Linked DNA regions of Homo sapiens: region 1 is linked to region 2. A link is a contact called in ENCODE Hi-C or POLR2A ChIA-PET data. All regions are on one chromosome and are shown on one strand. The core of a region is the stretch at or near the end of the contact, and the rest is flanking DNA. Distances in the headings are between cores, read along the strand shown.

Evidence for each region. A loop is a pair of places that touch in the nucleus more often than their neighbours do. ChIA-PET counts read pairs that join two places held with the same protein, here RNA polymerase II (POLR2A). Pooled maps may share reads with other maps.
Region 1: a loop to region 2 is called in a map of B cell, with 15 times the contacts of the local background. The contact joins the promoter of ANTXRL here to the promoter of MAPK8 in region 2. A Hi-C loop is called at or near these places in 1 of 168 maps with a recorded cell type or tissue (B cell) and 8 of 50 pooled maps. POLR2A ChIA-PET finds 5 or more read pairs at or near these places in 1 of 52 experiments (T-cell).

The regions. Positions count from the first base shown.
Region 1 is chr10:46,285,602-46,288,301 of GRCh38, forward strand. ANTXRL (ANTXR like) reads left to right here and starts at 1,396. Exons shown (of 17, transcript NM_001278688.3): 1 at 1,396-1,909. The coding sequence starts at 1,662. LOC105378577 (a long non-coding RNA gene) reads left to right here. Exons shown (of 1, transcript NR_160731.1): 1 at 1-396.
Region 2 is chr10:48,305,378-48,308,077 of GRCh38, forward strand. MAPK8 (mitogen-activated protein kinase 8) reads left to right here and starts at 1,300. Exons shown (of 12, transcript NM_001323329.2): 1 at 1,300-1,444. RefSeq lists a silencer at 931-1,880.

The DNA of each region.
Region 1 (2,700 bases), core at 146-2,645, 2.0 Mb before region 2:
AGCAAGACCCTGTCTCTACAAAAAAATAAATAAATAAAATAAGAAAAAAGTAAACCACAAGGAGATGACTTACCACCAGGCAAAAATATTAAAGTATGCTAATACCAAGTATCAAGAAGAATGAAGCAAGATAGCTCAAATATGCTTTTGAAGGAAATATACTGGGCTTCATTCATTCTGAAATACCCCTTATTTAAGATACTCTATTATATTAAATACAGTTCCAAAACAAAAGAAATCAAAGAACAAAAAACTAACCCAATACTTTTATCACTTGTAATTTGTATATTACACATATTGAAAGATATATTTTAGACTTATTAGAGAACGATTTTTAATTGGATATCACTCTTGTGCATACAAAATAAAATAAAATTGATTAAGGTGTTTCTAACAGTTACAGTCTGACTTTTCTGAGTCCTGTTTGAGTCTCACTCATTGGTGCCTACGTCTTTCCACACACTGTAACCTCTCTGCTATTCAAAGCGTTGGTCATACAGCAGTTTTGACACTGGGATGTGAACCTGTCCACATTCTTTCCCTAGAGAGGGGGCCTGTGTTCCTGCCCATTGACTCTTGGCAGCTGTGACTGCTTGGACCAATAGAGCACAGTGGAAGTGACACTGTGTGACTTCCAAGGTGATGTCATAAAAAGCTCTACAGTTTCTGCCGTGCTCACTGAAAATACTCACTCTTGGACCTCTGGGCCACCTGTAAAAGCCCAAGCACCCTGAAGCTGCCATGCTGGGAGGAAGCCCAGGTCACACGGGGAGGCTACATGCAGGGTCTCCATTCACAGTCCCAGCTGAGCCCAGGTTTTGGGCCCTCCTGCCTAGGAGCCACACTTGTGAGTGGAGCAGCCTCCAGATAATTCCAGTGCCCAATCCTTCAAGTTATGGGGCCCCAGACATGAGGAGCCCTCCTAACTCCGCCCTGAGTGCCTGATCCTCAGAACCTGTGAGCATAATAAAATGGGCCTGTTCTGTGTCCCTAAATGTAGGTGGTCTGTTACACAGCAGTAGAGAACCGGAATGTCCCTCATTCACAAAGACTCTGGCAACACTGCAGTTTCCATCTCCTTCCCGAACTGCCATCTCCTGGGGGACTTCAGTGTCACACAAATAACCTCCCATTGCCAACACTCTGGCCTCCCAGTCCTTGACCTCCTCACCCACAGCAATGTCCTCACCTAACTCACCTGGGCTAACTCTTCCAATGAACAAACAGCAGGGTCTAGTGGTTTTAAGGGACACTGTGAGGGCTGTTATAAGGGAAATGGAGGCTTCCTCTTGTAGCCCCTCCAAAGGTCCTGTGCCTCCCCCTGATGTTGTCAACATGCAGGACATTGGGAAGAGCTGCAGGTCACAAAGTCACCATGTCAACCTTCCTGTCAACCATAACAGAGAATTCTGTCCCCAGGGTGGGGGAAGGGCCAGGCAGGTAGCTGGAAGCAAGTCTCCCAGAGCCAGCTGCTGACCCTAGTCCCTGCGATCTGGGGAGGTACCTGGTGGAGGGCCATAGTGTGCACTGGTGAAAGGGCAGGAGGAGGGGTGTGGCCCCGGGCATAAGGGGAGGCGGCAAAGAAGGGGCCTGTGCTCAGCCTCTCTGGGCCCTGGCACAGGCACCCAAGAGTGAGGTGGGGTCACAGGGACAGCCAGATAATGGGGAGCCATGAGTCCCTGGGGCCCTACTTCCTGGTCTTCCTGCTGCTGCTGCTGCTTCCTCCACCGCTTTTTAGAGCAGGAAGCCTTCGGTACCATGGACCTGACTGGAGAATATTTCACCGCCTGGCCCTGGGCTCCAGGAGAGCCCACCACCACCATGGCCCAGGATGGAGGCAGCACTGGCGCCAGGGGCAAGCAGGTCACAGATGCCAGGGCTCATTTGACCTCTACTTCATCTTGGACAAGTGAGTGTCCCTTCTAGCTCTGGCCCTGGGTCACCCTCAGGAGCCACTGTCTCTTTTTCACTAGGGACAGGACACCACTCAAGGAGATGCAAGCTTCCGTCACAGAAGCAGGGCCAAACTTTGGTCAGACCAGACCTAGGCCTCCTGTTTTTCTGAGGCAGAAAGAATGCCCTGGCTTTCTTTTCCCTGGTGCTTCATCTCCTGGATGAGGAAAAAAGCCACCAAAGGGGTTCTGGACGATTCCCTACCCCTCCATCAGCTGGGTCAGCATCCTCATCCTCACGCTGCTGCAACAGATGATTGCTCGGACCTGCCTCTCAGCAGTTCTCAGATGCTCACTGCGGATGTTTGGGGTTTCTGTGTTGTTTTGCTTGTTTGTTTTTTCACGCAAATGACTTCTATTTTACTGGGCCCCACAGAGATTGCTTTGTTGCCTGTGTTGGGCATTCTAATGTCACTGCTTAGAGAAGGCCTTTGGTTGGCTGCTTCTAAGTGCCTCTTCTGCAACTTGGAGAGCCACGCGATAGTTCCTACACTTTCAGAACAGTTTGGTCTGTTTCAGGCTGGCCCTGGGGAAGCTGGGCTACGTATTAGGCACCTTCTGGCTCACCAGGAAAGAAAAGAGGCAAATGTTCAGCTTTGGAGAGATTGCCTTGGTTCCCTTTCCTGCTCCTCCTGCTGGGTGGTAATACTCTGTGCTTATTCAGTAGCAGCAGTGGTGCAATCTTCAGGAGAATGTTGCAGCACTTTCTGGCCTCCAAAGCCCTTCCCCTGCACTCCTGGCACCTCAC
Region 2 (2,700 bases), core at 50-2,549:
GTACAGTGATTAAATCTGTAAACTCTACTGTATTGCCTGGCACTGAATGGGCATGCAATAAATAATTATTGCAGGAACAAAGGATGGCAGGAAGGAAATTAAGAAGGTTGAGAGGGAGGGAGAGAGGAAATGGGAAGAGAATGAATGAATAATCATCTGTATGTTCCCTTTCAGAATCACCAGAAACAGGCCAGCCCCACATGTAATAGGAAAGTAGTTTACCTGAAATCATTCATTTATTCAACAAATATTTATATATTCATTATTAAAGTAACTTACTTGTTTCTGATTGTGAACATAACTATTCCTCTCGGAAAACATGAGAAAATACCCAAAGTATAAACGAGAACCAAGTCACCCTTTATTCCATAGTCCAATGATGAACCATTGTTAACATAATTTGGTGTATTTCTTTCCAGGTTTTTTCTATGTGTATATATAGTATCTAAGTGGGACCATTCTATATATGACTTGTTTCTTGCTTCTTTCTCTTAATGATACATTGTGAACATGTTCCTATGTTGTTAAGAATTCCTTGAACACATGGCATTTAAATTGCTAAAATGTATTCTACCGAATGGTGTAGGTAGTTCAAACGCCTTTCCACCCGTTGTTGGATATTTAAAGGACTTGTCAATTTATCGCTTCTGTAACATTTACACGCTTTGTGGGGCCTCAGAAGTAAACCAGGTAATGCAAGGAATCTGGGAAGAGGTGGATTTGCAAGGAATCTCGGAGGAGGTGGATTTTGGAAAAACTGGAGGCAGCTTTTCCCGGGCAGCTGAAGAGAACACTTATCTCTCTGTAGGTTTCTGGGACCCGGACAGGTGTCCTCAGAATGGAACATATTGTCGGTCAAGGTAACCAGCTCTTCATCACTCAGGTGTGTGTACCGGAAGGGGGTGCCTGTTCGCTGCGCAGGTTAGGCCTAAGCGCACCTGCCCTTCAACCCTGTGCCGACGAGGCCCGAAGGCTTAAGCTCTGACCTGGCTACCGCCGCCAACCAGATGCGGTCCCCTGGGGCCACGCGCCGCCACGTGCCGCCACAGGGCCCGCCCCTCCCGCTCCAGGCCACGCCCCTCACCCACAGCCCTCGGAGGCTCTCTCCGCGGCTCCGCCTCCAAGCGACCTCCGCAAGTCCTCTCGTAACCCCTGGAGTAGCGCCGTCCCCGGGCGGCGGCCCCGCCCCCGCAATCCGGGCCCCGGGGCTGCCCCGCCCCGCCGGCCGCTCGGGAGGCGCGGGGGCGGGGCCCTGCGCGATGACGTGCGCGGGCGTGCGCGGTGACGGCCCGCGTCTCTGTTACTCAGCCGAGCGGCCGAGGCCGGACGACGCGGCTTGGATTGCGGAGCCGCGAGCAGCGCTGGGTAACGGCCGCGGCGACCACCCCGGACGGCCCCTGTCCCCGCTGGCGGGCTTCCCTGTCGCCGTTCGCTGCGCTGCCGGGTGAGTGCGGCGGACGCCGCAGGGCCGGGACGGCAGGCGGCCCCGTCGTGTTTATGTTATTGTGCCGCTGCCGCCGCCGCCGCCTTCTCCTCAGCCGTAACCCCCTCCTGGGAGTGGGGGCGGGAGCGCGCGGTGGGCGGGGGCGGCGCGGGAACAATAGCGGCGCGGAGGCGGGGGCCAGCCGAGGGGGCGTGGGGCTGCGGGACCTGGGTGCGCTCCGCTGCCCGCCAGCCCGCCTGCCGCCGCGAGCCCCGCCCGCCTGTCCTCTCGCGTCCTCTTCGCGTGGGTCCTGCCTCCGCGGCGGGAGAAGAAAATGGAGCGGGGGGGTGGGTGGCAAGTTCTGAAACACTTCGGCAAGGGTCGGACGGAGGTGTCTTTGCGGCCCGCCGCGCCCTGGCTGCCTCCGGGGCGGCGGGGAGCCGGGGAGAGCGCTTCTGCCGGCAGGTCCCCAAGCCTGCCCCGCGCCCATAGGGACCGTATTTTGCTTCTCGATGCTTTCTTTGTGCTAACGTTCTGGGCGAACGCAGGCAGCAGCGCTGAAAAGGGCCAGAGTGGCCTGCAGCTCTGGGCTGCAGGGCAGAGAGCCCAGGCCCGTGGCTCGGGTGGGAGGTGTCCATCCAGCTTGGCCCGAGCTTCGGTGGTCAGCGCGCATTTCTCTTGAGGGTCATCGGTGGTGACCTTTTGACTTTTTCACCCCACCCTCCCATCTCTTTGTCTCGCATTTGTGTTCCCGATTCAGAGATGGTAGAACCAAGTCCATTTTAAAGTACCCTGATGAACACTTTCCGTTTTTATTTCTGAAAGTTCCCTGCTTGGTCTTTACTGCGAATTTAATAACATGTTGACTACATGGCATTGTCCAGTGATTACTATTTTTACCTCTGAAATCCAGCGATCTTTCCAGTAGAATTCTGGTCCGTCAGTCCATTGTGTTTTGAGATAAGCATCCAGCAAGTACCTCCTTGGCAATTAGAACATCTGTTTTTTCATTCATTCATTCATTCAGCAGCTGTTTAGTACCGTACTCAGATGAAGAGGTTTGGTGTGAAGGTAAAGTATCCTTTCATGGAAGAGGATGCTTTGACTGAAGTATAATAGATGGACCTTTAAATGAGACAGTTACATAAGTGATGTCTGTTAAGGAAGGTATGGTTATATTCTGGGTCATTTTTTAAGCAGTATATCTGGAAGTTCAAGTGTAATAGGAAGTAGAATTAGATTTGGTCTAAATATACAACAGCTTTTATTTATTTCTA